Linked DNA regions of Mus musculus: all the other regions are linked to region 1. The links are chromatin loops, found by intact Hi-C in ENCODE. Cell type or tissue: left cerebral cortex. All regions are shown on one strand. Each heading gives the region's core, and the rest is flanking DNA. Links, peaks and the distances in the headings are about the cores only. Region 1 overlaps Ido2 (indoleamine 2,3-dioxygenase 2). Region 2 holds the start of Adam32 (a disintegrin and metallopeptidase domain 32). Region 3 overlaps Adam18 (a disintegrin and metallopeptidase domain 18). Region 4 has its middle 7.8 kb from the start of Mir8108. Region 5 overlaps Adam5 (a disintegrin and metallopeptidase domain 5).

Region 1 (5,000 bases), core at 1-5,000:
AGTCAGATCAAATGTCTTTCTGATTTTTAAACTCAGAGTCAGTCTTGGCTATGTAGAAGAAGTGAAATCCATAGACACCACATTAGAATCTGCATGCACCTAAGTATATGACGCACGTCTGTGACAGAGCGAGCAATTTCCCTCCAAAAGGAATAAGAAAAATATGACCCCCACAGAAGACATTCTTCCATTCAGGAATTTTATAGTAAGTGTGAAACGGAGAGTTGGCCTCAGAATCTTGCTTCCTTCTTTGAGAAATGGATGAAGTTCTCATTTAATGGTTGTGAGCATCAATGGCTTTTGTAAGGACCCTCCCCCTCCTCATCTTCATCTGTCACAAGCACACCACAAGATGTCAGATGTTCAAGCAAGGCGCTCCACCCTCCAGGACCTTCTTTGCTGATGCTTAATGTCCAATTATGAGTTGATTTTTAAAAATATTCATTGAATGATCCTTATAGCATATTCAGAAATCAGGACAGGCAGCTGGCCTTGGTAATACTCTAGATAACCCCCCCTCTGAACCCCCCACTGAGGCTGAAGACCATGTAAGAAAGTGCAACTAAAGGAGTTAATTGTTGCACAAAACTCACACAAAGCCTCACAAAGGTAGTTTGTACACGCTGTTGACACATTACACTAACAAAAACATCGAGGGGAAAAAAGATGGGAAACAGTAGAAGATAATAATTAATGGTGACCTATGGCCTACACACACACACACACACACACACACACACACACACACACACACACACACATGCACACATCACCACACACGTGTGTATGCATATGCTCACACATGTACAAACATATATCACCACATATGTGACACACACATACACACTCATATCACCACACACATGTGTACACACATGCACACACACACATCACCACACACATATGCATACATAGGAACATATAGTACACACATATCACCACATAGATGGCACACACACACTCACATACCATCACATATATGCATGCATATAGACATGCACACACATGCCCCCCCACACAAACACACATATATGTACAAAACCTATAGTGAACACACTACCCTGAGTCAAGCTATGAGTTTTAAGAACATACATACTGTCCCCCAAAACTCGTCACAAGGTGTTTTGTCCTCAAAGGGAAAGCTCCTCTCTATCTAACTGATGTCTAGAACCCACAAATATGTTAGTTGTGTACCAGAGGGGACGGCGGGTGGTTAGTTAGTAGAGGGTCTCCCACAAACCCATGTGTCTGTCTTCATCCACCATCTTTTACACTGATGAATGAGTTACTAGCCAGTAACTCATGCAGTGAGGCAAAGCAGTTATGATGGTTCTGGGTGACAAGCAAGTGAAGAGTATTGGTGAGGATACTAAGCACGCGCATGCACTTTGCTACAACTAGTCTGTCATGTGAACTGCCATCTCACAGAAACATTCATACAAAAAAAAGTGCAGATGAATATGCAAAGCTGTTTGCTGTAGCCACTTTCATAGCAACGGTAAATACAATGTAACAGAAATACAATGTAACAGAAGACAGGAGAGCAGAAGGAGAAGCCCATGAATCTCCATTCACAAATATATCTGTTACATAAATGAAAAGGGACAGATATTAAGTGGTCACGTAGGCACCTGCCTGTATCCTTCCGCCACGCTACACATCTTTGCTCTGTAGTTTACTGAGCATTAGGAAGTTCGCGACAGTATCTATATGCAGAATTATTGAACCTCTACTTCAACAACATGTGCATGTGAGCTTAATATTTATAGATGATAGAGGTAGAAATAGACATATTTACTATCTGACAGAGTCCTAACATGTAGCCCAGGATGGCTTTGAATTAGACATCTTCCTATCTCCGCCTCCAGAGTGCTGGTATCAGTCTTCATAAAGACTTCTATATGAAAACAAATGTCCTGTTTTCTATGTATTCGCCTTCGTGTCAAACTATACTTTTCAAGAAGTTCAAGAAGTGATGTCCACAAGAACCTGATGTGTGTCAGAAACACTCAGCTCCCCAGTGAAGTTGGCAGGAGGGCTCGCCTGGTTCAGAGAAGCCTTGCGTGCTCCCTGAGTTCTGAGAGGAGAGTATCGAGGTTAATTCTCCCAGGTTAAATACGCAATCAAATAATGTCAGGGAGATGACGGGTGTGTGTCGTCCTCCCAGACCATCTGTGACTGTTTGAGTAAGCAAAAGGATTGACTAAAAAGCTATCATTTCCTTTTCAGTCCCTACAGTCACTTTTGAATCACAGGTATGTTTAGGAGGTGAGGCCAACAATCCTGAAATGTGCAGGGACTCTCCAGAAAGCAGTCATCATCCCCTGGACCTCGTTCCTTTACACCGAGGCGTCCTGGCTTGTAGGTGGCCTTCTTCAACAACTGAGGGGTGACAAGGACAAAGCCTGAGAAGACACAGCCTAGATTGTGAAGACTTTGAAAGATTTTTATACTGACTGCATGCTAAAATATCTTTTATACGTTGACTCAACAAAGTACATTATCAGAACTAATTTTACTTCTTGTTTGCCTTAAAAAAAAAAAAGTGGCTGCTGAAAATTTTCAAAGAAAACCCGTGACTCATTGCATGATTCTCGTGATCGGGGCTGTGGTCAATCCGCACGCAGAACTGCTTCAATCCTTCTTGATTCTGTGACCTCCGAGACGAAAATTCCTCTTTGGTTCCCGCAGGGGTGTTTAGCCTCAAATTTCAAGTCATCCTCTTCCCCCTAGCGGCCGGAGGAGGAAGGGCTCTGCATACCCCAGCCCGCCCCTAGGAAGCCAATGTCCCCAGCGTTTTACAAGTGGCGCATGCCCTCTGAGGCAAGCCTGCGGAGCAAAGGGAGTGAAGTGGTGGCGAGAGCTGAAGAGATGAGCAATGAGCCGGTGGCAGCCAGGCAGGACAGGGAAGCTGGCGTGGTCGGATTGTGTACTGATGCTGTTTTTCAGGGTGGCCCTTTCCGTGTCACCAGGAGCTGTGGTTTCCAATGGGGATGAAGTGGGGACAGAGCTGGGTGGAAAGCCCCGCCACCTCATCTGGCTGGGCTGTGGTTGTTTGAGCATCAGAGCAAGCTTTATATCCAGCCGATCCATGGTTTTTGTGGGGGACTTTACATCCCTAACCTCACTGGGTCTCGCTGCGTTCAAAATTTTAATACAGTTACAGGGTTCGAGAAGCTGAGGGCTTCCAGGTATTACATATCTATTAATGCTGCTGTGCGGGCTTGGAGGGAAGAACTTATCTCGCCCTCAATGCTTACTCTGTGATCCTCAAAGCAATAGATGGAGACCAGTGTATGGCACAAACTGGGCACATCCTAGGCCATGGACCCCAGGACCTGGCACCTCCTCTACTGCATTCCTCTAAGAGCTGGTTTAAGTGGGTGTGCATGAAGCTAATAGCTGCAATAGCTGTGGGACCCTCAAGTCACGGGTCCTGGTCCTGGTCCTCCACCGTTGTTTTTTGTTTTTTGGTTTTTGTTTTTGTTTTTTGTTTTTTGTTTTTTTTTTTTGGCTTTGTTTTGTTTTGTTTTGTTTTGTTTTGTTTTGTTTTGTTTTTTCAGCTGCTAATCCTTTTAATCTCTTGACTAGATGCCTCTCCTGGACTGCAGATTCCTAAAGAGTTACCGTGAGCAGCGCCTGGCACACATGGCGCTGGCCGCTATCACCATGGGATTCGTCTGGCAGGAGGGGGAAGGCCAACCCCAAAAGGTGAGGAGCAAGGAGAAATCAGGCTCTGCTGAGGTCCCTGCACCTGGAATTACGACACCAGCTCCAGGTTCCGTTGCCTAGTTTCCAAAAATCAGCGGAAGGCAAGAAAAGAGGGTTAGATTTTTTTTTTCCATTTTTCTTTTCTTTTCTTTTTCTTTTTTTTTTTCTTTTGCTACGGAGCTGATTTTCTTTTAGACTAATGTCCACTTTCAAAGACTCCAGCCATTCCAATAATATGTGAGGAGCTTCCTTAGGCCCCAAGGACTCAGAAAACACCCTGCAGAATTTTATACTTCTAAATACATTGGTTATTATGACTTTCATAATTACCCCATTGTACAGACATCTGGGGATCTGTCCCAAGCTCAAGGCCTTTGTCCCAGAGCAGCCTGGGGACAGTTGGGAAAGCCAGTTTCTGAGTCCACTGAAGTAGCCATCCTTCTCCAGTACAACTTGGACACTTCCTTATTTCCTTATTCTGCCCAGCTGATTGCTGCTTTAGTTTATTAACCCTTTGTCTAACTCCCTCCAATAACTTTCTAGTTTCAGTCTGTCCCTCAGAGCACAAACCCTTTCTTCTCTACCCCTGGAGGAAACTAATATTTCTTTTGAGTCATGGTCTTACAAAGCAGCCCCAAACCAGTCTAGAACCTGCTCTCTTGTCCAAGTTGTTCTCCAACCTGTGATCTTCTTGCCCCGGCCTTCCAAATGCTGGCATTGCAGTCACTCCAGGCACGTGACACCCTGTGCAGTTATGCTCCCAGTCAGTGTTGGGATGGAATCCAGGACCTGTGTGTGCCGAGTGAATACTTTATCACTCAACAGGACCTCCGTTTTCTCTTCCTTTCCCCTAAGTTTCTCTTTCCCAGAAATCAAGGTGTTGACATCATTCCAGAATGCGTGAGAAGCCCGAGGTGTGCTTCAAGGGCTCATCTTACCCACAGAGAAACACTTGAGACCAAGAAGCAAGGACAGCACAGAGCTCCTGTTCCTTCAGACTCTAACACGATACCATATTGTATCTCATCTAAAGGACTCGAGTGTCTAGGGTCTGCTGTTGGAAAGTTTAAAACCCAGGCCAGTGTGACAGAACCTCCTGATGAGTTCTGCTGCATAGGCCCCCTAAACCAATCTCCTGAATTATGAGTTAGAGAGGAGGAAGCAATGTCCAGCCCCCAAGGCCATCCCAGGCTCATCACCCCTCATTTTGGAAGTCTTCCCTGACCTTCCCAGTGGAAGTGTCTGACTCACATCTTCCCATTCTCCCCAGCCCTGACTTCTGTGGATGC
Region 2 (6,172 bases), core at 571-5,570, 390 kb before region 1:
CATACATCTCCATAGCGTGACAGACTTGCTCACCCACTTCTGTCCTCATGTGTCCTTTACAATCTGACTTGATCATTCAGTGGGCTTTCCTTTTACACACAAAAACTGCAACCTTCTTACTTCATCGCTTATGGAGTGACGTGAGTATCAGGTAGTGACAAAGGCTGGCAGAGAGCTCAGGAGGTAACGTTTTTGCCAGGTGGGCAGGAAGGACCTAAGCTCAGATCCCTAGCATCCACTCATAAGTCTGGTAGGATCCAGTGCCTGCAACCTCAGCACTGGGGAAGTGGGCACAGACAGTGAGCTCAGAAGCTCACTGCCAGCCTGCTACGCCAACCTGTGGGTGTCAGAGTCAAAAATAAGGGTGAGAGCAACTGAAGAAGACACCTAACTTTGACCTCTGGTCTTCATATGCACAGATATGACTGAGTCCTTTTAGCCATTGACTTCCATATAGACCGTAATCTCAGAGCATACAGTAGAAAGAGCCCTTAGCTGTCATCAGAGAGGTTGAGGATGGTGTCGTGCCAAGCTTGGCATGAATCCAGCCATATTCCATTCAGTTCACACACTCTAACTTATTTTTTTCCCCTCACAGGCCACCTCCACCACAACCGAAAATATCTTCTCAGGGAAACTTGATTCCGGCTCGGCCCGCTCCTGCACCTCCTTTATATAGCTCCCTCACCTGATAGTAGAATATTAGAATCTTATTTTTTAAATGTCTTCAGGGAACTGAGCAAATGTTTGTTGTTTTTTTTTTTCCTGATGTTTTCTTGAAAAGCCTTTCTCTTCCAACCATGAATGAACACAAACCACCACAAAACAAGCTTTATTAACACAGGAGCCTAGTGGGGATTGCGAAACACAGGAATGTGCAGGCGCTCCGGGGGGTGTAAAGTGAACGTTTCCATCGTTAGAATGTTTTCTCTGGCCATTTGTGGATTTAATGCACTTGACGTGGATTAAGTTATTCTGAGCATGTTACTGTAATGATTCTCAAATTAACTGTATTAGTGTAAGCTTTGTCACTATGCGCTAAACGTAATCCTGACTTTTTGACCCCAGTTACCATTAATAGTTTCTGGTTGACCATTTGAACATGTATTAACTTAGGAAGACTAATTGCCAATAACGTCTGCATTTTCATCTTGCATGGATTAACAGCCATTTATATGGACTTATGTCTCTTAATGCACAAAGAAGCAGATATCTCGAAGGAGCTTACACAAGAACCACAATTACTAGATCATGATATACTTGGAAAGTGTGAAATATGGTGTGTACTCAGTTATTGGCTTCCATTTTTTATGATCTTTCAACTATAACAATTATGATAGAAATCGATTTAACACAATCAGTTATGGGCTTCCATTTTCAAATATCTTTTCAACTGTAATGACTATGACAGGAACTGATTCAACTCTCAATTTTCTTTATGCATCATGGTAAAGCATTGCAGCAGTGTTGTTTTGTTTGAAGTGCACACTCTATGGTACGAGGTGTTTAGTATACCCAAGCAGATAGGTGTCGATCGAACAGGAGCAGGGAGAATACTTCCAACAGTTGAGGTGTTACCAAACCACTTGAGAATTCATGAGCACTTTAACTCTAAACTCTGAATTTCAAAGCTTGATGTGAAGTCCTCTAGAATGTTTACATTTACTAAGGTGTGCTGGGTCCTGTCTCTTTTGACTAATATTTTCGTAAACATTAGGCTGGAGAAAGGAAGGAAGCAGTGGTTTCCTTAGATAACTACAGAATTATACTGGTCTCTGGGATTACTCTCTCAGCTGTATTAAAATGAATTTGTACTTTGAAAGGAATGATATTGACACTAAAATTTTAAACATTTAAATTTTTTCATAATCTTTCATAAAGAAGTTTAATAATAGGTATATTAACTGAATTTCATTAGTTTTTTAAAATAATATTGTTTGTGTATATATACATATTAAAATAAAAACATTTACAACAAATAAAATACTTGAAATTCTTGTTTTGTCGTCCTCTTTATAAATACATAACTATTTGGGTTCTTCTTAATTTCAGTGTTAGGGCTTTTGGCAAATGTGACTGCACTTAAGGAAAACACATTAAAAGATAGACTGTTCATTTTTTTTTTTTTTTCAGGATACTCAAGTACTTTAGCAGTTGGGTGTGTACTAACACTGGTGAACCAGCCCTAGTGAGAAATATGGCGGTGTTGAAGGCCACAAGCCCTCAGAAATACTAAGGAGAAAGTAGTTTACTGACAGGACTCTTGACTTAAGAAGCATGTGACTAGGGCGCTGCCATTCCAGCTAGGACAAAGGCTAAAATGTAGGTTCTTATGTCAAGGATCTGCCATTGCTGTATAAATTAACCATTCTGGTAAGCTCCTAAAAAAGGAAGGTATATGAATTTTAACTGAAGTGCCACGGAGAACCAGGTTGGAAGGAAGCCTGGCGGTCCATGGGAGCAGTGTGCCTGTGGAAATGTAGACCCCAAGGAAGAAAATCAGTTTAGGCTTTCTTGAAAAATTTGTCCACGCATCTTAAAATGCAGTCGTAGTTTAGCCTTAGAAAGAGTATAAACGTATGTGTGTACTTTTTTGACCTGAGCGCCCTCGCAGCCTCTCCAGTACTGCGCATGCGGGTTTCATTGCGAAGCAGCCTGGCTCTGTTAGAGCTGGGGTAGGTGGTGGAGGGGGAGGATGGAGGCGGGGTAGGGGGTTAGGGCGCTCCAAGGACGTGGCCCACGGTGGCCCCTGGCACGTGCCCCACAGCCCCGCGCAACGGCTTTACAACTGTCTAGGTACTCCAGGAGACGCCATGCTGGGCGCCATGCTGCACACACTGCTGCTGCTGCTGCTGGCCGAGCTGGGGGCCTTGCTGGCATCAGGACCCGGTGAGCGCTCCGCAAGGCGGGTTCTCTGAGATTGGGGGCACTTTTCTTGTAGGTCTGTCGTGCACATCATAAAGCTCAAAAAATGGACCCCAAAAGAACACTTCCCAACAGCTTCTGGAAACCACTTAAACTAAAAAAACAAATACCCAGTTTCCACAAGATAACTTTACTAACACGATGTACATGCAATAATAGTTCTTCTAGAAATAGGAAAGAAAAGACATTAAGCCACAAACCCCCAGGCTCAGAGAAAATGCAGCGGTGCGTGGAAGCTGGGAAGGGGCAGAATCTTGCTTAAGTTTTGGAATCAAGTAGGGCTCGGCTACTTGACAGGCAATGATCAAGCTGTTGTGAGTCCAACTGTCCAGCAGGTGCCAGTCCAACGCTTGCCTCTAGCTCTGAGGTCTGCTAATTTGTTGAAGCTGTGGAATGCATCTTTTGAAAGGTGAAGAAGGCATGGTTGGGGCTCTGAGTGTTCTCTTCCTGGTTTATTAGAAGTAAAGAATAAAGAATGTATAGCAACATCTAAAATATCAGCCTCATATCCTTTAGGTGTTAACACGCTTCAAAACTAAGAACCGTTCTTGGGGGGGGGGGGGGAGTAGAAAGTTGGCGTCGCTTTGCATTTTGTGGATCTCCTGAACCTGTGCTTCAATAAAGGACAACTAGGTTGTGTAGCTACTGCTTCCAGTCTTGTGCTGCAGGCTTGAGTAGAAGTGCAAGAAGGAGAACTTTAGAAGCCTTTTCAAGTAGTTGTGAGCTCTCTGCTTACTACACTCACACTGGACAAACGGAAAAAGAATAGTTGCAACGTAGAATTCAAAAACATACCAGCGCCGAAACACACCAGCGCCGGGCGTGGTGGCGCACGACTTTAATCCCAGCACTCGGGAGGCAGAGGCAGGTGGACTTCTGAGTTCCAGGTCTGCCTGGTCTACAAAGTGAGTTCCAGGACAGCCAGGGCTATACAGAGAAACCCTGACTCGAAAAACAAAACAAAACAACAACAAACAAAACAAAACAAAAACACACCAGCAAGCTTTACTATTCTTTATTTTTAATTAAAATATATCACTAATTCTTTTCCATTTCCTCCCTCTAATCTGTCCACCCCAACTCCCTTGCCTTTTTATTTAATATATACTAAATCTCTCTCTCGATATCTATATCTATATCTACATAGATATAGATATGTATATACCAGCAAACTTCATGAAATTCAATTGGATATAAATATTGAATTTTGATTATTTTATGTATGCATATTTTAATATTTTAATCTATTATCTTTAATTTTTAAAACTGTGGGAAATACAAAAAATTGCCAACAGCTTTTAAAAGATTTTTTTAAAAATTTAAACTTTATTTTCCGTATATGGGTATTTTGCCTGCCTACAAGTCTGTGTACCACTTGTGGGCCTGGTGTGCTTAGAGGTCAAAAGAGGGTGAATCAGAGAAGGTTCTCTAGAACTGGGGTCACAGGCAGTAGTGAGCCACCCTGTGGATACTGGGAATTGAACCCTGGTCCTCTGGAAGAACAAACAGCCAATGCTCTTAACCTCTAAGCCATTTCTCCAGTTCCTCAAACTTTTTTTTTTTTTTTGAAAGAAAAATCATCAGAGTTCACATTTCAAGGTAGTTTCAGATTCATAGCAAAACTGAGCAGTAACCAGTGTTTGTATATAGCGCCTGCTCTCTATCCTCCCATGAGGGTCAACAGCTGATGTTGCAGAGATGCATCCGTTCCAGGGATAGACCCGATTGCACTTGGGTTCCGTATGTTCTGTGTTCTGCCCAGAGATGCCCATCCCTTCAGTACCATGCAGAGTAGTCTCACTGACCCGAGAATCCTCCGTGCTCCCTCACTCACCCCACCATCCCTAAATGACTACCATTTGTGGTCTGCTTTCTCCAGTTGTATAATTGGGATCATGCACCACACGGCCTTTTTAATAGTGGTGAAGACAGCCACCATCCACATGCTTGCTCAGGTTGTGTGTGAACACAGTTTCCATGACTTCAATGGCTACCTGGTGTCACTACGATGATAAGAGGACACAGCGATGCCTCATTGTTTTAATTTACAATCTCCTAACGGCACAAGCTGTTGAGATCTGGACATTTGGCTCTGAGCCTAGCCTTTGACATTCATCCATCTCTTCAGCTCTGTGTGGAAATCTTTTCATAGGCTTACTTTCTCTTTAGTTTCTTTTTTCAAGTTATTCCTCAATTTTAAAATTTGTATTGTGTGCCACTATTTAAAAAAAAACTTTGTATGTTTTAGGTAATCACCTTTTATCAAGTGTGCTTTATTTTTAACCTTTTTATATGGGTGTATATGTATGGTGTGTGTGTGTGTATGTATGTGTCTAGTGTATGCATGTATGTGTAGTATATGTGTGCATGTTTGTATATTGTGTATGTGTGCATGTGTGTGTAGTGTGCATTTGTGTATAGTGTGTGTATAGTATGTGTATTATATGTATGTGTATATGTGTGTATAGTCTGTATATGTATGCAGTGTGTGTATGTGTGCATGTGTGTGTAGTGTGTGCATGTGCGTGTAGTGTGTGCATGATCAAAGGACAGAAACCTCAGATGTCAGTTCTTTCCTTCCATTTTATTTAAAGATGTTCCCTGTTTTTTACTCTTCATAAGCCAGGCTAGCTGGCTCTGGGACCTCTGGAGATCGTCTCCAAATCTGGTCTATGAAGGATCACTGGAATTGCAGGTGTGTCTTCCCATACCCATCTTTAGTTGGCTTCTGGAGATTAGAACTCAGGTCCTTATTCTTGTGCAATGGATGATGGGTGTTTTCACTGAGCCATCTCCCCAGTCCAGATCTGCTTTATGAAGGACATTTGTCCTCTTAGCCTTTGCCCTTTCTTCTCAGTCGCTTGGCTTTATCTTTCTCTTTGAGAGTATAAGTTTTCTTTTGTACTCTTTATTATTTTATTATATTAAAATAATTCTAATTCTGTTTTTAAAAAATGTTTTAGAGAACATATGTTGCTATTTACTGTAGCAGCAATGTTACAGTAGACTTCTTAAAATTCTTCCTCCAGGGTAATTAAACATTTTATACATACTGACAAAACATCTGCCTATCTTGCTCTCACCGCAGCCGAAGGACACACCAGCCTAGTTTCTGCTTCCTCTCTGTACTTAGATTTTTGAGATTCCTGCCTGTGACAGGACTCTGTGTGACTCTCCTCAGCCCCTGTTGTTGGTAAACCTGAAGCAGGGGCTTCTCCAACACTGGTGTGTGGCACACTGCCAAGAT
Region 3 (6,172 bases), core at 627-5,626, 50 kb before region 1:
ATCTGTACATCTTGTACATTTTTACAAGATCTTGTCATTTTTCTGGCCCATCCTAACATGACCATCTTTATCAGACTCATTCTCCTCCATGGTTGAATTTTCCTCAGAACCCAGATCAGCTGCATCCGGCACGTGCCGTTTGAGCATCGTCTCTTCCTCCTGCATACCTGCCCTAGATGACTGTCTCATACTTTTCCCCCCTGGGCTGCCTTTTTATATGCTTGGTTCAAATTCTAGTGACACCTAAGTCAATAAACCATAAACGAGTTAATCTAAAGCCAACGGTGTTTGACTCGGATGCAGAATAGACTTGTGGGTCCGATAACTTGTGGGTTCAGAATCGTTTCGCCAAGGAAAACGGGCCTGGGTATGTCTCATGTCGAGTGGTCAGAACTGACAGGAATAGGGCAAGCACACCATACATCCACGTCAAATATCTGATTGCATCATAAACACATCCTCCCCACACTGAGAATCATAACACTGAGTGTGCATTAGTCTGCGTTGGCTTCATGCTCCTTCTCTTATAGCAATAGGGAGAGGTGTACAGTCTCTTCTTTTCAAACGTTGTTTTGTGTAGAGCTGTGGTCCTCAACCTTCCTAAATGCGGTGACCCTTTAACACAGTTCCTCATGTTGTGGTGAGCCCCAGCCATAAAATTATTTTTGTTGCTACTTCATAACTGTAATTTTGCTACCTGTTTATGAATCATAATGTAAATACCCGATACACAGGATATCTAATATGGGATCCCTGTGAAAGGGGTCATGACCCCCCAGGTTGAGAACTGCTGGTATAAAGAGAAAGAGATGGCCTTCCCAGCGTTACCTGAAGGCAGCCAGTGACAGTTGGATTCTATCCATCTCAGTACCATGCTTATCTTAAGGCATTGAGATCACTGTGGAAACCTAACCCAATGAAATGGCCGTGGATTGAGGATCATTTCTAGGACAAATAAATGAGGTACCCGCTGTAGCACAGCCCGAACCCCTTGACTGTGTTATGTTCTCCATGGCACAAGTGCAGACCAACTATCGACTTTGCTTCTGTAGTGTGGGGGACAGATAAAGCAGTAGGTCTGACTCTCTTGATTCCCAGCATCCTCACTAAGATGAGACCCAGCAGAAAACGGAACATTTGTACACTTCCAGTGCACTTCTTGTGAGACCACGCAGGGGCTGGTCTGTCAAGCCCTGGTCAGGCAGCTATACCCTGGGGTATTCTCCCTCTGCATGGAGAAGCATGGGGTGATGACATCATAGCAAGTGAGTGTTGCATTGGGAGAAAACTCAGCAAGAAGAGAGTGTTTCCTGAACCATTAATCCACTGGCAGAAAGGGGCACTGAGTTAGGGTCTTAGCTATCCTGATACAGGAAGTGTGAGCAGAAACCCTGAACGACTTCTTTTGTGGTTTGTATTAATTTGGCAGCAACGGAAATTGTTGCTTGGCCTAAAGGGCAAACATAGCATTTAGCAGCAGGGTCTCTGGTTGATTGTAATTGCATACTGGTCTATCCTTTTCAGCCCAAACTTCATGTAGAACACTCTGTGGGGTTCCTTCTTTTTCCCAGATGTAGAGAGAAAAAGACTATTTGGAGTCAGAGTGGCTACAGGCTGGCAAGTTGCGGAAGCTGCTTCAGAGAAGGTTTCAGGCCGTTCTGACAAAAGGTTAGAAAGCAAGGCTAGAGATATGGGTTAGTGGTTACAGAGGACAAAATTAAAGTCTGACAACCTATATCATGTAGCTCACAACTGCCAGTAACTCCCACTCTGGAGAACTTGATGTTTCTGGCTTCTGTGGACATCTGCACTCAGGTACTCATACCTAAACACACACAGACACATGCATATACATACATATGCACAACACACACATATGCATGCATACACACATGCACTTAAAAACTAATAAAAATAAATCCTTTTTTAAAAAATTAGACAGGGGAGATGGCCCTCTCCACATGAGCTCAGAATCCAGTTCGTACTTTAGACTTCGCTCCCCGAGAGTCCAACACAGAAGGGAGTAATACTGTGCCCCGTAAAAGCTAAGTGACCTGGATGCCTTCCTCGCTGTTTGCAGAAATCCAGGTGTCCCTTGTGCATTTAGGGGAGCTGTTGGTGGCAAGTTATGGGGAAAGTGTTTGGGGTCATAGCACGTGTTGCCTTTTGAGGCTGTTTTTCCCAAAGCCACCAGTTGGTTCCGTTGCCACTCTTTCACGTGCCGCAGAAAATCCTGCCCGGGCCCTCTCTGGAACCGCATATGGTGCTGGAGCAACCAGTCCCCTGTGACTCGCCCCTCTCCGACCCGGGGGTTAGATGTGTTGATCTGAAGAGCCCTATGAAGGTGCCACACATCATGGAATGCACATCCTACACATCCATGATGTTCCTGGCCACATAGTAGTCCCCTGAGTACTAGTCCAGTAGTTCACAGTGAAATCACCCTTCCTACATCTTTTGTTGATCAGCTTCAGCAACTTAAAATGTCCAATTGCACTGTTTGAATTGGCCACAAGATGGCACTGTACATTTATTGTAACAAAAAGAACCAAGCACCTTTATTTATGGCTTAGCCTGGCAGAGTCCCATTCCTTGATAGCAAAGCTTCTCTTTTGGTTTCTATTTAAGGCTAAGAAATACTATATTTTTTTTCCATTTTTTATTAGGTATTTAGCTCATTTACATTTCCAATGCTATACCAAAAGTCCCCCATACCCACCCACCCCCACTCCCCTACCCACCCACTCCCCCTTTTTGGCCCTGGCGTTCCCCTGTACTGGGGCATATAAAGTCTGCGTGTCCAATGGGCCTCTCTTTCCAGTGATGGCCGACTAGGCCATCTTTTGATACATATGCAGCTAGAGTCAAGAGTTCCGGAGTACTGGTTAGTTCATAATGTTGTTCCACCTATAGGGTTGCAGATCCCTTTAGCTCCTTGGGTACATTCTCTAGCTCCTCCATTGGGAGTCCTGTGATCCATCCATTAGCTGACTGTGAGCATCCACTTCTGTGTTTGCTAGGCCCCGGCATAGTCTCACAAGAGACAGCTACATCTGGGTCCTTTCGATAAAATCTTGCTAGTGTATGCAATGGTGTCAGCGTTTGGATGCTGATTATGGGGTGGATCCCTGGATATGGCGGTCTCTACATGGTCCATCCTTTCATCTCAAGGCTAAGAAATACTATATTTTAATTTTTTGTATGCAGATATTGCATACACAAAGTGTGGATGGACAATTTATGCAGCGAAGTTACAAAGTACAAAGTTGAAATGTTTAATTCTATTATTAAATATGTATACGAGAGTATTCATGTATGTGTGTGTATCTGTGTATGTGCCTGTGTGTTTCTGTTTTTGTGTGTATGCATGTTCCTATTGCTATGATAAAACAACTTCACTATAGGCAACTTGGGAAGGAAGGATTTGCTTTTGCTAACAGTTCCATATCACAGTGCATCATGGAGGGAGGGCAGGGCAGGAACCTGGAGGCAGGAACTGAAGCAGAGGCCGCGGACTGGGCCCTGCACCATCAATCACTAATCTAGAAAATATATCACGGGCTTGTCCAGAAGCTAATTTGGTGGGAGCATTTTCTCAATTGACATCCCCATTAGCTTGTGTCAAGTTGACATAAAACCAGACAGCACAGTGCACGTGATTGTGTGTGTGAGTCTGTGTGAGCGCGCTTGCACCTGTGTGTGAGTGTGTGTGAGAGAGTGAGTATACGTGTGTGAGTGTGTGTTTGTTGTGTTTGTGCGTGTGAGTGTGTGTGAGCGTCTCTGTGAGTGTGCATGCACGTGTTTATGAGAGAGTTACTATGTGAGTGTGTGTTTGTGTGAGAGTGAGTATGTGTGTCTGTGTTTGAGTTTGTGTGAGTGTGTGTGTGTGTGACTTTGAGTGAGTGTGTATGAGTGTGAGTTTGTGTATGTATATATATGTGTGTGTGTGTGTATGATATGTGATGTGTGTGTGTGTGTGTGTGTGTGTGTGTGTGTGTGTGTGTGTGTGTGTGTAGGCTGAGGTCTGTATCAAGTACCTTCTAGTATTCTCTGTCTTATTTTCTCAGACAGGGTTTCTTATAGAACCTGGTTCTTGTGACTTACTTAGACCGGCTGGCCACTCTATGCTAGTGATCTTCCTGGCTACAGATCCCAGTACTGAGATGTCAGGTGCTCCTACCATACATATGGGCATTCTTATGTGGCTGCTGAGGGCTCGGCTCACCTCCCCATGCTTGCACTACAAGTACGTTGCTCACTGAACCACGGCCACGGTCCCGGTTTTAAGGTGGACAGCCCCACAGCACGCACCACACCCACGCTCAAGCCCCTCCCGCATTGCACCTTCCTAGCAGCAGGACCCGAGGACCTCAGTTGACTCTGCCCCTTGGTAAGCTTGCTTTCTGCTCCTTTGCTTTTTACATGCGAGCCGCCCCGGTGCTGCAAAGTGCCACGTCAGTGTTTCCATGTCCCCGATGCTGGCATCGCTGAGTCTTTTCTTGATTTGATGGGCTTCTGGCGAGGCAGGAGCTGCTGTTCACACACACACAGCGGTGCTAGCTGCACAGAGCAAAGCAACTGATGGACACAGCTCAACTGTCACCCAAGAGCAGCGAAGACAGTCAACCCTATACTTTGGTCACGATCACAGCAAAACTCGTTCTCTGGAAAGGAGCAATTGAAAACTCGAAACTGTCGTCGGAACTCAAACTTCCAACCTGAGCTACTGAATGGAAGTTCTTTCCTTGCTAACCTCTGTTCCTCAACCTTCCTAATGCTGTGGCCCTTTGAGTACAGTCCCTCTTGTTGTGGTAATCCCTAATCATAAAATTATTTTTGTTGCTACTTCATAAATGTAATTTTTGCTACTTTCATGAATTGTAGTGTAAATATCTGTGTTTTCTGATGGTCTTAAGCAACCCCTGTGAAGGGGGCGTGACCCACAGGTGGAGGATCAGTGCTCTTCTCACTTGTGGACTCTATATTAATACACACACATACACACACATACACACACACACATACATACACACACGCATACACACACACATACATACACACACGCATACACACACACATACACACACACGCGCGCATACACACACATACACACACACATGCACCCACATACACACACACACATACACACACACATACACACACATACACACACACACACACACACACACACACACACACACACGCATACACATACACAGGCACACGCACACATCACTTAGTTTCCTTAAACCACGACTTTACCCCTAAGAAAGTAAAAGTTAAACTGAGCAGACCAGGACGTTCACACTTATAACCCCAGGATTTAGATGGAGGCAGAAACAAGAAGTTGCAGCTTCATAAAATCCACCAGTCTTTCAAACAAACAAAAGGAAGAAAGAAAGAAAAGAAAAGATTCAAACGTAGAAAAAGAAATGTGTCCTTGTTGTCTCTTGGCCATAATCTGTTTGCCCAAAATGTAGATTCTAATAAATAACTAGATAAAAACGTACATGTTCTCTCTCTCTCTTTTGCACTTCTTGGACAGTTCCCTAGAATTAAGCTGGTTGGTCAGGGGTTAATTTTTCATGTTTGTGTTAGGTGGGAACCCAGCATCAGGCCTGGCTCCTGACCCAGTTGTGAATCTTTCCTTTCCTCTTTGTTCCAGCCATTCATTGCACCAGAAATCGGCCAAGGAAGCTAGCAGTTGATGGACCCAAGGAGGAAGTGTGTGTTCTAACCGCTCTGTTACCGGTGGATACACTTTAAATCTCAGACTTTTGGAAAATAAAACTGATATATGCACGAGTGAGGCTCTTATGTGTCTCTTCCAAGGCCGTGGATGGCAGGTGACATGGAGTGGGTCAGGGTGGCTGGTGGCAACATCCCAAGTCCTCCCTACTGCAAAATCCTAGATCCACAGATCCAGGCCGGAACAGTTTAATGTTTTTAAGAGGGACAAAGTTGGGGGAAGAGTTGGGAGTGAAAACCAATTAGAGTTTGTACTATAGGAAGAGAGAAAGGGCATGGGTTAAGTCCAAAGGTGGCCATGGGTCCAAAGATAATAACTCTTTAGTGGGATCTTCTAGAACAAGGGAAAGAGAAGGCAGCCACAAGAGCAGCGAGAGAAGGGGGAGGGGGAGGGCATGTAGACAAGTGCACAGGGCAACGGTGT
Region 4 (6,172 bases), core at 498-5,497, 600 kb before region 1:
CCCTGGCCGTCAGTTTTCTTACCCATGACTGTTTACTGAAGCCTCCGGATTTCTGTCTGAATACAGAAAGCGTGGCATTTCCTTGCTCTCGTTCTCCGGGGCTTCATGCATTTCATTGGGCATGTAATTGAAAATAAAACAAACTCTGGAATTCCGACCTCGGCTGTAGAAACCACCATGACGGCATCTGTGCAACACAACTTTTGCTGAGTGCTCTGTGGTCTCGCCAGAAGTCGGTCCACCCTGGCGTTTTGTTCAAACCCGCAGAAGCAAAGCTGCTCCAAGCTCTCCAACTTTCGGAAGGGCCCAGGTGAGCAGGAGCTGGGTAGAAAGTAGCTGGTGCTTCATGCGTTTCCTAGGTCTGAGTAAGGACTTTACACACACTAGTTGGGCGGGCTCTCCATCTAGGGGTGGGCCAGGGTAAAACTGGAAGAGAAGAGCGGATAGCAGAGGAATCAGGAACTCCCTTCCCTGCTTATTTTGAGGCTCTGCATACTACTCGCCAGCCTGTGGTGGTTCTGGTTTTGGGGCAGTGCAGGGCACTTTGTCCTTCTCACCAGTGTGTTCTGGCTGTAGAGGAAATGCTAGCTACAACAGGTCTCATTTTCTTAGCATTATTGGGGAGATAAGATGAAAATTTGCCGCCTTAGATAAACCATCTTGTTTTTTTTGTTTTAGTCAAAAGTAGGAGCCAGGCATGGTGGTGGTGCACTCTTTCAGTCCCAGCACTTGGGAGTTAGAAGCGGGTGGATCTCCGTGAGTTTGAGCCCAGCCTGGTCTACATACAAAGCTCAAGGACACTCAGGGCTACATGGAGAAACTCTGTCTCAAAGGAAGGCCCCTTTGCCTGATAGAAGTCTTTGGCATGGAAGGATGAGGCAACAGTTTAGCCTTGGTTGGGGAGAGCACATAGGCCCCTCGTTTAGGTAGAGAATACTAGCAGGGAGCTGAGATTCTTGAGTTCCCAAGACTCTCTTTTAGAAGCATTGCCTATGAGGCAAGATACTCCTTGCGACCATCCTGGAAGCTGTGATCCTGCCTCCTGCATGTTGGATTACAGGCTCTATCTAATTTCTCTTAAAATCACAAACCCCACCTGAGATGTGTGTACTAAAAGCGGCCACACCGGAAGCGCATGTTCCCTTTGGCTTACATGGTCCAGAAGCATGACGTTGCTAGCCCATATTACGGTGACAGAAGAGTCTGGCTTTCGATCCCAGACCCAGTTCCAAGTCTAGGCTAGATATCATGCTCTGTACTGTCTTAAGTTTTTGCTTATTTTATGTGCATGAGTGTGTGGTGGTTTCAATAAGAATGACCACCATAGCTGGGCAGCAGTGTCGCACGCCTTTAGTCCCAGCACTTGGAAGGCAGAGGCAGGTGGATTTCTGAGTTCAAGGCCAGCCTGGTCTACAGAGTGAGTTCCAGGACAGCCAGGACTACACAGAGAAACCCTGTCTCATGGGATAGGTGGTGGTGGTGGTGGTGAGAAGAATGACCACCATAGGCTCAAATATTTGAATGCTTAAGTCACCCGGGACTGGAACTATTTGAAAGGATTAGAAGGGTTAAGAGGTGGGTGTGGCCCTGTTGAGGAAATGTGTCGCTGGAGGTGGGCTTTGATGTTTCAAAAGGCCCTGCCAAGCTAGGGTCTTTGTGCCTGGAGATCAGAGCGTAAAGCTCTCGGTCAGTGCTGCAGTACCTCTGCCTGCCTGCCTGTCACCACCATGCTTCCCTCCATGATAATGGACTGAACCTCTGAAATGCTGAACAAGCCTTCAACTAAATGGCTTCTCTTATAAGAGTTGTCTTGGTCATGGTGTCTCAGCAATAGAACAGTGAGTCAGCCAGGTTGTTTTGTGTCTGTGTCTGTCTGTCTGTCTGTCATCTGTGTGCCAGGTGCCCCCTGGAAGCCAGAAGAGAGTGTTGGTTACAGGTGCTTGTGAGCCACTGTGTAGGTGCTAGGAGTCCATCTCAGGTCTTCTGGAAGAGAAGAGCAGCCGGTGTGGTCTTAAACACAGAACAGAGCCTCTCCAGCCCCAGCCTGCTGTGCTTTAGATCTTCCTTAGTTTCCTACCTGACCAAGGCGACTCAGTCCGTCAACAGGTTCTCCAGTGCAGGAGTGAGGATTGAAGAAGCAAAAAGACAATTAGACAGCATTGTAGCACCACCCCAACCAGTTCTGAGGCAGAGGCGGGTTTATTTTCCCCCCAAACTGCTTTTATACCTTTTTAATTCCATGCAGATAATAAGGCCAGTTCTAGGTTACGGAACAAGCAGTATGATAAACACAAGTAGTCAAGGAACAAGCAAGGCAGTAAACAGAGGCCCCTGATCTCTACCGTGATGACTGTTTCTAAGGGCTTCTCAGGATGACTAAGAGAGCTGAGCCTACTTCTCTGTCCTAGCCCAAAGTCAGACTCTTGCCTGAAGCCTACTTCCCTGCTCTAGCCTAAAATTAGATTCTCACCTCAGCTTACTTCCTTGTCATGGCCTAATGTCAGATTCCTGCCTGAATCCCATTTCCTTCTCCTTGGCGGATATCAGATTCCTGTCCAGCGGCCCCAAAAGCTCTCCACACATACCCGAGTGAAGAGGAAACTAGGGTTATATTCTCCTGAGTTCTCTCTCCAGAAGCCAGTGTCATTCCAACCAAGTCTACCAACATTCCTATGGCTCCAGCAGATGCTGACCGTCTCCCTGAGAGACGCCTAACAGAGTATAACAAGTTACACTTCCCACATCTCAGCAGCACGGAGAGGTCTTAAGACAGCAATACATCACACATCCTCAGCTGAAAGACTTTGTGTAGAGTTAGGCGTTTTTGTTCTACACGTCAGAAATGGCAGGAAGTCAGTTCTTGTAGGTACAATTAGCATAGACAGAGGTAATAATATTTTGCTAAAGAATTAATATCCAAAAAAAAAAGAATTAATATCCAGACAACCCCCCCCCCACTGTGATAGCTGATACAGAGCACGCCTTCTATTTTGTTGAAGGGCCTTTCCATTTGTCTTGCATGACCAATTTTGAATTCCCCCAGAAACTGAATTTTTATTTTAATTTTTTAAAAAAAAATTTATTTGGTTTTTCAAGACAGGGTTTCTCTGGTTAACAGTCCTGTCTATTCCACAACTTGCTCTGTAGGCCAGGCTGGCCTTGAATTCAAAAGACCCACCAGCCCCTGCCACCTGAGTGCTTGGATTGAAGGTGTGTGCCACCATGCCCAGCCAATTTTCAACCAGATAACTGTTTCCCATGTGGCATCAGTTTCGGTGCAGACATGCACAATGACCACTAGAGGGCTTCACTCCCAAAGGCTTCCTACTGTTTTTCAAACTGCAGCTCAAAACTGTTTATGGAGGCTATGAATGAAAAGCTAACAGGGGCTGCAGTGAGTATTTGGTGTGCAAGCAAATCTGGAGGGTATGTGCTGTCCACAGCTTGTATCAGTCACACGTGGATTTGTGTATTGCTGCAGTTGAGGTTTTTTTTTTAATTGTGTGCTTCTGTGTATGTGTGCTCTCGTGCCTGTGTGTGTGTGTGTGTGTGTGTGTGTGTATTATATGAATGCCTGGTGCCCATGGAGGGCAGAAGCGGACATTGGATCCTCTGGAACTGAAGTTATTGATGGTTGTGAGTCACCATGTGGAACCCAGGATCCAAGCAGGTCCTTTGCAAGAGCAGCAAGTGCTTTTAACCACTCTGCCAACTCTCCAAGTTCAAGATTGTCGTCTTTAATTCCATGAGGAAGGGAGGCCTAGGAAGTTTGAAATCATCCTTAGAACTTTAAAGGCCCACAAAAGAGAAAACAAAACAAAACAAACAAAACAAAACAAAACAAAAAAATCTTTCCTCCCTTACACCAGCATAAACCAAGCTCTTCCCCTCCCGTGGCAGCAGAGGGCAGCCCGCTTAGGCTCAGAGCCCTGTTTCTGGTTAGGGCCATAGCTAAAAGGAACCTGCCTTGTGGCTGAAGGAATCCACATGCTGGGCTGAGGTGTAGCTGGGAATAGCGTGACTTGCAAGGGTAAGGCCTGGGTTCCATGCACAGCGCTGCAAAGTTAAAAATGAGACATTTCTTGGAACCAACAATTCGCTTGGATTCCAGGTTCTCAAAACAACTTTCTCTGCACAGTTCAAATTCTAAGTATCTCTATAAGCGGTAAGCCATCTTTTATCTAGTCTTCACTTGATCTGAGTCATTTTCTCTACCCATCAATGCCACTCTCCTCAGGCATATGTTAGTTAAGTGACTAAATGACAGAGTCATGTGTTAGCCTGATAAATATAGAATGGGAGAAAATTGAAAGTTGAGTCCTGGCAGGGAAGCAAGCCCAGGACAGCAGGCTCATAAGTGGGTAGAAAAATAGAGATTGGTAAGAAAATTAGGCAGTTGGAATATTTGTTAAAATAGCCACTAACTTCTCTGAACACCTTAACCGTGGGACTATTTTATACTTAGAGAAAAGCTGTTGAGGTCCTCCAGGCATCTGATCAGTCCTGGCTTCCAGCCCTTCCTGCCCCGGGCTGGTTGGGGTCCAGCAGCCTTGTCTCCATGCTTGGCCTCCAGGACCAGCAGCCCTGGAGGTGCCATCTTTCCCTCTTTGCTCTCCTTTTCTATCTTTCCCCTTCCTGTAGTTGCCCCTCAACTCCTCCCTTCTTTTCTCTCTCCTCCTTCTATCCTCTCCCGCTTCTTGCTTTTCTCCTTCTTTTTTTCTTTTTGCCACAGGAGGGATAGAGCTCTGCCCCTCTCTCTCTCTCTCTCTCTCTCTCTCTCTCTCTCTCTCTCTCTCTCTCCCACTCCTAAACCCCTGCCCCTTTTCTCAGACAATTTTCCAGGTCATGCTACAGAGTTTATAGTAGACTGTGTTTTCATAACCCTAAGTTGCAAATACTATTTTTTTTAAATCTCCATATGAAAAGTGTGACTAGCCCATGCCATGACAAGATCCCCAATAGAAACAACTTTAAAAGGATGGGCAAGATGGGTCCATGAGTGAAGGCACCGCCCACCAAGACCGAGGACCTGAGTTTGGTCCACAGGGTGGAGAGAGAACCAACTCCCACCAATTGTCTTCTGACTTCAGTTAAAATAGGAATAGAAGGGTTTGTTTTGATGTGGTGTTAGTGGATTCATTCTGAGAGAAGCAGGGCATGGTGGAGCCGCTTGGCTCTCACCTTGGCGCACCCAGAAGTCGGGGGTGTGTCTATAGACTGCCACTCTCCTTACTCTTGTTCCTTTCTGCCTTCCCAGACCACTAGATTGTACCGCCCATACTCACAGTGAGTGGGAAGTGTGTTTCACCAGTGTCCTAGGCGATACTGAATTTCCACAAGTTGACAGTGGCGGTTTCACTATCGCAAACATCAACCTGTGACAAAGCAGAACTCTGTGAACCGCCTGCTACCCAGGTCTCACTTCTGGAAGATTCTGAAAACTGCACTGAAGCAGAAGTTAATATTTTATTATTTTTTAGAGCGTCTGATGGGAACTGTGGGGAGGGGGGACACTGTAGTGATCAGAACTCAGTCACTAGTATCACACAGCTAGGCTGAGGAAGCTCTATTGTAGCTTGCTTTCCGTTTGTAAAACAGATGTTAAAGTAAAAATTTTCAAATATGGGGGCTGGAGAGATGGCTCAGCAGTTAAGAGCACTGACTGCTCTTCCAAAGGCCCTGAGTTCAATTCTCACCAACCACATGGTGGCTCACAGCCATCTGTAGTGGGATCCAATGCCCTCTTCTGATGTGTCTGAAGATAGCGACAGTATGCTCCTATGCATAAAATAAATAAATCTTTTTTTAAATGTCAAATATGGGTCTTTTACAGGCTAAGGTATATTGTATTTCAGAGTCACACTAGAATAGTTTCAGTGGTTGACAATGAAAGAGAGTTGACATATCTGTATTCATTGGACTTCAAAATCGGTCACGTGGGGTTGGGGTGGGGTGTGGCTCAGCCGTTGAGTCTGGCCTAGTGTCTGAGAGAATGTGAGCACTTGTTGACAACCTGGGGCTAAGGTCTTCAAGACCATGGAATGCACAAAGTCCATTCCGACCTCCTCTTTTCTTCTTAAAACTCAAGAGATGAAGATCATGGAAAAGAACTTCGTTCTCTACTGGGAAGAGACAAGATGTCTACGCAAAGTCACTCACCTCCCTAAACTGA
Region 5 (6,172 bases), core at 504-5,503, 220 kb before region 1:
TCTAAATTGCCTCATTCAAGAAACAAGTCATATTCTAAGTTACGCAAATTTTTATGGAGAAAAGTGTTCAACCTGGATTTAAATTAGGAAGACATTATTTTTTTTTAACATGGAACATTTATGTTATAGAAGAGTAAATTTTATTTTCACATTGTGTAGGGAGAGAAGACAGAAATCCAAAGTTTAGGGAAGGTGGGACTGTAGTTGGTGGTTTTCCTAATGTGGAACCTAAATTGCTAACTTGTATTATAAGCTACTTACCTAAATGAATGCTAAGAGAACGTTGCCATTGTGTTTCCAGAAATTCTCTCTGTGGGAAACTAATCTGTACGTGGCCATTCAAGAAGCTGGTGCTAAAAGCCAATTTATCTGTGGCCTATGCGCAAATCCGGGATGACTTGTGTGTAGCTATGTATAAAGGTGGGAGGATACCTAAGACAACAAAGACGACATATTCCAATCCAGCGGACAGAGATGAGACATTTGTAAACGACGGCACCATCTGTGGCCCTGATATGGTAATTTGAGACTTTATATTAATTTCAAATTACTTTCCTTTTGCTGTTCATATTCATTTTTGACACTATATCAAGCACTGTATTTCTACAATTTCTTCACTGTGGTAAAATGTTCATAACAAAGATTCCTATCTTAATCACCTAGAGCTGAGTATTTTAGTGGTATCAAGTTCTCTCCCTGTGTTGAACAGTCACTATAACAGTGTGCACCTCTGCAGTGTAAAGGTCATTCTTGGGGGCTGGACATGGGGCGTGGAATGTGGTTCTGCACCCCTTTTGCTCCCAAGTGACCTTCTGTCTAGCCCATTTGAGCTCTTGAATAAATAAAACGGCGACCTGGTCCTTTTGTTAAAAGGCTGCCCACACTAAGCTGGGCAGGTTCTGAGCTAGTCCAGTCCTCTATGCTGTCTCCTTCCCATTCACATGGTCCTTTACTGGCATCTGAGTCTTTCCCTGGCTCACTCTGGTCCATGTGTGTCCTCATGGCTGCTCTCTCGTAGCGAGCAGTCTCTCATGGCAACTTCTCCTGATTCATGCAAATGGTCTCTCCACACCTCATTCTCTCCTCTCCTCTTCTGTCTCTTTCTGGGACCCTCTTGCCACCCTGACTAGAATTGAAAGTCCCACCCTATCCTCTTCTGCCCAGTTAATTGGCTAATCAGCTCTTTATAAACCATAATCAGAGGTAATGGAAAATAATTTTTATATAACATCATGCCCTGAGATGCCTGACCACAACAGCGTCTGGACTGTGACCAGATGTTTGGGCACAGAAATCAGCATCTGAACACACAGTGCACAAAATCGTGTCCCAACACTGTAGTCTTCTCATCTGGTAGAGTTGAAACTCTACCTATGAGGCAACTCTTCATTCTCCTCTACAGCTTCTGGGGTCCCCTGTTATCACCATAGACATGGTACAGAAGTGGGCTCATATTTTCGGTTTGATTTATCCCATCCAGTGGAGATCCTTAGGGACCATCCACAGTGTAGAAGAAGTTAGCATTTATATCTTTCTCAAGGCTCTGTACTGTTTCACTGTATATATACAAGACATATTGTCTATCTATTCATCATCTCACCAGTACTTGGGTGCTTTAGCTACTGTAAATAATGTTATGGGATTAAAGGTGTTTGAAGGGATCCAATCCATCATGGCAGAAAGAGCCACCATTTGGGAGAATCCCACAAACACATACTTACACAAACACCACCATGGCATTCACTGTATCTCGAGGCCTCTGGTCGTAGTGCATCCGTATTCAAGGAGAGAAAGGAGGGTCGACAAAAGAGAGAGGGAACAAGAGACAGAAGGAGGAATGCTATTTTATAAATTACTTGTCTTGTATCTTAGTCCCAGCAAAACCAGTAGACAATAGTTTCCAGGTTCTCGTGCCACCAGCAAGCCTTCCTCTGGTTGACTTTTTGATAGCAGGCATCCTAGCGGATGTGCAGTGCTGTCTTGGTTTGTATTCAGTGGATAATTGGCGCAATGGTGCCTCTCTTCAGGGCTCATTGCATGTTTGTATATCTTAGTTGGGAAAATATAATTTTAATTCATTGGTCCACTTACAATAGGGTTGTTGTTAAACTTACTGAGTCTCTGTTTTGAGAGTTGATATCCTGTGAGGCACATGATTTTCAGATACTTTGTGTGTTACCTGTCTAGAGTATTGGTAGCATGTCGGATGGACTTTTAATTAGTGTATAAGGCAATGAATGCCATGGTGGCATTTGTATAAGTGTGTTTTTGTGATGTTGTTCCAAATGATAGCTCCTTCTGCCTTTATATCTCTCTCTTGCTCTAATGTTCCTTACCTTTCAATCTCTTTCCTTTTATAGTTTTCTTAATACTTTCATTTTCCCCACCACACACATGCATGTACACATACATGTGTACAGGCATACATATACAAGTATATTGTGTAAATCGAAAGCTAGATTCTGAACATGAGAGAAACATTGTATGATGTTACGTTTTGGGTTTCTTTTCCTTGCTGTGATGATACTTTTAGTTCCATCCATTTGCCAGCAGATGGCACACTTCAATTCTTCTTGATAACTAAATGAAACATTTCCTTCCCTTCATTTGTTGCTGTAAATACAGGTTTGGTTCATGCAGTGGTTTGAATGTAATGTCCTTTCACGGTCTCAGGCATTTGAAAACTTGGTTCCCTGCTGTGTGTCTGGGAAAGCTGAGTAGGCAGGGCCTTACTGTAGGAAATAGGTCACTTATAGTGGGCTGTGAGAGTTTAAAGACATTGTTCTCAGGTTTGCTCTATCTGCTTCATGCTTGATGTGTAAGATGTAGGCTCTCAGCTTAGTCCATTCACCATCTTTGCCTATTGCTATGCTTTCCAACATGATGGTGATGGACTCTTATCCTAGAATTCTTAGCTCAAACCCCAAACCTAACCTAACCTAACCTAACCTAACCTAACCTAACCTAACCTAACCAAACTGACCAACCAACCGACCAACCAACCAACTAAACAACCAAGCAAAGCTTTAGTTGTATAAGTCGCCTTACCTATTGTGCTTTATCATAGCAATAGAAAGGTAACTAAGACGGAACTCTTCTCCTGGACTCTTAAGCTTTCAACATGTAGGCTGATGTGGAGCACTTTGGATTCAAAACATAACAGTTCTTAACAGGTTTTGTGCTTTTAAAAGTTGGTCCACTCTAACTACATTATCCATTTTGCCTGGCAAAAGGTTGTCCCTACATTCTTATTTCTGTGGGTTTTTTTTTTTTGTATTCTTGTTTTCTTTTTTAAAATTAGGTATTTTCTTCATTTATATTTCCAATGCTACAGCAAAAGTCCCCCAAACCCTCCCCCCAACTCCCCTAAACCCGACTCCCACTTCTTGACCCTGGCCTTCCCCTGTACTGAGGCATATAAAGTTGGCAAAACCAATGGGCCTCTCTTTCCACTGATGGCCGACTAGGTCATCTTTTGATACATATGCAGCTAGAGACACGAGCTCGGGGTGGGGGGAGGGGGCGCGGGTACTGGTTAGTTCATATTGTTGTTCCACCTATAGGGTTGCAGACCCCTTTAGCTCCTTGGGTACTTTCTCTAACTCCTCCATTGGGGGCCCTGTGATCCATCCAATAGCTGATTGAGAGCATCCACTTCTGTGTTTGCTAGGCCCAGGCAAAGACTCACAAGAGACAGCTTTATCAAGGACCTTTCAGCAAAATCTTGCTAGTGTGTGCAATGGTGTCAGCGTTTGGGGGCTGATAATGGGATGGATTCCCGGGTATGGCAGGCTCTAGATTGTCCATCCTTTCATCTCAGCTCCAATCTTTGTCTCTGTAACTCCTTCCATGGATGTTTTAATCCCAGCTCTAAGAAGGAGCAAAGTGTCCACACTTTTGTCTTCATACTTCTTGAGTTTCATGTGTTTTGCAAATTGTATCTTATATCTTGGGTATTCCAAGTTTCTGGGCTAATATCCACTTATCAGTGAGTACATATTGTGTGAGTTCTTTTGCGATGGTTACCTCACACAGGATGACGCCCTCCATGTCCATCCATTTACCTAGGAATTTCATAAATTCATTCTTTTTAATAGCTGAGTAGTACTTCATTGTGTAAATGTACCACATTTTCTGTATCCATTCATCTGTTGAGGGGCATCTGGGTTCTTTCCAGCTTCTGGCTATTATAAATAAGGCTGCTATGAACATAGTTGAGCATGTGTCCTTCTTACCGGTTGGAATATCTTCTGGATATATGCCCAGGAGAGATATTGTGGGATCCTCTGGTAGTACTATGTCCAATTTTCTGAGGAACCACCACACTGATTTCTAGAGTGTTTGTACAAGCCTGCAATTCCACCAACAATGGAGGAGTGTTCCTCTTTCTCCACATCCACGCCAGCATCTGCTGTCATCTGAATTTTTGATCTTAGCCATTCTGACTGGTGTGAGATGGAATCTCAGGGTTGTTTTGATTTGCATTTCCCTGATGATTAAGGATGCTGAACATTTTTTTCAGGTGCTATTCAGCCATTCAGTATTCCTCAAGTGAGAATTCTTTGTTTAGCTCTGAGCCCCATTTTTTAATGGGGTTATTTGATTTTCTGGAGTCCACCTTCTTGAGTTCTTTATATTTATTGGATATTAGTCCCCTATCTGATTTAGGATAGGTAAAGATCCTTTCCCAATCTGTTAGTGGCCTTTTTGTCTTATTGACGGTGTCTTTGGCCTTACAGAAGCTTTGCAGTTTCATGAGGTCCCATTTGTCAATTCTTGATCTTGCAGCACAAGCCATTGCTGTTTTATTCAGGAATTTTCCCCCTGTGCCCATCTCTTCAAGGCTTTTCCCCACTTTCTCCTCTATAAGTTTCAGTGTCTCTGGTTTTATGTGGAGTTCCTTGATCCACATAGATTTGACCTTAGTACAAGGAGATAGGAATGGATCAATTCGCATTCTTCTACATGATAACCACCAGTGTGCCAGCACCATTTGTTGAAAATGCTTTCTTTTTTCCACTGGATGGTTTTAGCTCCCTTGTCAAAGATCAAGTGACCATAGGTGTGGGGGTTCATTTCTGGGTCTTCAATTCTATTCCATTGGTCTACTTGTCTATCACTATACCAGTACCATGCAGTTTTTATCACAATTGCTCTGTACTATAGCTTTAGGTCAGGCATGGTGATTTCACCAGAGGTTCTTTTATACTTGAGGAGAGTTTTTGGTATCCTAGGTTTTTTGTTATTCCATATGAATTTGCAGATTGTTCTTTCTAATTCGTTGAAGAATTGAGTTGGAATTTTGATGGGGATTGCATTGAATCTGTAGATTACTTTTGACAAGATAGCCATTTTTACTATAATGATCCTGCCCATCCATGAGCATGAGAGATCTTTCCATCTTCTGAGATCTTCTTTAATTTCTCTCTTCAGAGACTTGAAGTTTTCATCATACAGATCTTCCACTTCCTTAGTTAGAGTCACGCCAAGGTATTTTATATTATTTGTGACTATTGAGAAGAGTGTTATTTCCTTAATTTCTCTCTCAGCCTGTTTATCCTATGTGTAGAGAAAGGCCATTGACTTGTTTGAGTTAATTTTATATCCAGCCACTTCACTGAAGCTGTTTATCAAGTTTAGGAGTTCTCTGGTGGAATTTTTAGGGTCATTTATATATACTATCATATCATCTGCAAAAAGTGATATTTTGACTTCTTCCTTTCTAATTTGTATCCCCTTGATCTCCTATTGTTGTCGAATTGCTCTGGCTAGGACAATGACTTCAAGCACAATGATGAATAGGTAGGGAGAAAGTGGGCAGCCTTGTCTAGTCCCTGATTTTAGTGGGATTGCTTCCAACTTCTCACCATTTACTTTGATGTTGGCTACTGGTTTGCTGTAGATTGCTTTTATCATGTTTAGATATGGGCCTTGAATTCCTGATCTTTCCAAGACTTTTATCATGAATGGGTGTTGGATCTTGTTCAATGCTTTCTCCGCATCTAAGGAGATGATCATGTGGTTTTTTTCTTTGAGTTTGTTTATATAGTGTATTACGTTGATAGATTTCCTACATTAAACCATCCCTGCATCCCTGGAATAAACCTACTTGGTCAGGATGGATGATTGTTTTGATGTGTTCTTGGATTTGGTTAGTGAGAACTTTACTGAG

Evidence for each region. Hi-C counts contacts between places; a loop is a spot of excess contacts. Peaks named below come from ENCODE experiments on the same cell type or tissue, not always from the same donor. Only the 100,000 strongest peaks of a DNase experiment are listed, where the experiment ranks them.
Region 2: it touches region 1 in a loop (3-fold over the local background); 10 of 42 quality-filtered maps call a loop at or near these places.
Region 3: it touches region 1 in a loop (7-fold over the local background); 31 of 42 quality-filtered maps call a loop at or near these places.
Region 4: a loop joins it to region 1, with 4 times the contacts of the local background. A loop is called at or near these places in 7 of 42 quality-filtered maps.
Region 5: a loop joins it to region 1, with 5 times the contacts of the local background. A loop is called at or near these places in 21 of 42 quality-filtered maps.

What each region holds. Positions count from the first base shown.
Region 1 is chr8:24,552,432-24,557,431 of GRCm38, reverse strand. Ido2 (indoleamine 2,3-dioxygenase 2) reads left to right here. Exons shown (of 10, transcript NM_145949.2): 3 at 3,592-3,711. Among named protein-coding and RNA genes, the nearest start is that of Ido2, 21 kb to the left of the region's middle. In left cerebral cortex, for the core only: a CTCF peak has its summit at 2,729 (motif pointing left); a DNase peak (open chromatin) is centred at 2,754; H3K4me3 peaks cover 692 bases; H3K27ac peaks cover 176 bases.
Region 2 is chr8:24,945,437-24,951,608 of GRCm38, reverse strand. It overlaps Adam32 (a disintegrin and metallopeptidase domain 32), which reads left to right and starts at 2,805. Exons shown (of 22, transcript NM_153397.2): 1 at 2,805-2,889. The coding sequence starts at 2,814. Adam9 (a disintegrin and metallopeptidase domain 9 (meltrin gamma)) reads left to right here. Exons shown (of 22, transcript NM_001270996.1): 22 at 599-1,998. The coding sequence ends at 692. In left cerebral cortex, for the core only: a CTCF peak has its summit at 3,268 (motif pointing right); DNase peaks (open chromatin) are centred at 2,671 and 3,253.
Region 3 is chr8:24,601,879-24,608,050 of GRCm38, reverse strand. It overlaps Adam18 (a disintegrin and metallopeptidase domain 18), which reads left to right. Exons shown (of 20, transcript NM_010084.2): 20 at 5,666-5,805. Among named protein-coding and RNA genes, the nearest start is that of Ido1, 8.0 kb to the right of the region's middle. In left cerebral cortex, for the core only: a CTCF peak has its summit at 2,514 (motif pointing right); a DNase peak (open chromatin) is centred at 2,515.
Region 4 is chr8:25,148,362-25,154,533 of GRCm38, reverse strand. No RefSeq gene overlaps it. Among named protein-coding and RNA genes, the nearest start is that of Mir8108, 7.8 kb to the left of the region's middle. In left cerebral cortex, for the core only: CTCF peaks have their summits at 1,713, 3,286 (motif pointing right) and 3,909 (motif pointing right); DNase peaks (open chromatin) are centred at 2,649, 3,282, 3,987 and 4,245.
Region 5 is chr8:24,775,912-24,782,083 of GRCm38, reverse strand. It overlaps Adam5 (a disintegrin and metallopeptidase domain 5), which reads left to right. Exons shown (of 21, transcript NM_007401.3): 16 at 302-518. Among named protein-coding and RNA genes, the nearest start is that of Adam5, 45 kb to the left of the region's middle. In left cerebral cortex, for the core only: a CTCF peak has its summit at 2,542 (motif pointing right); a DNase peak (open chromatin) is centred at 2,565.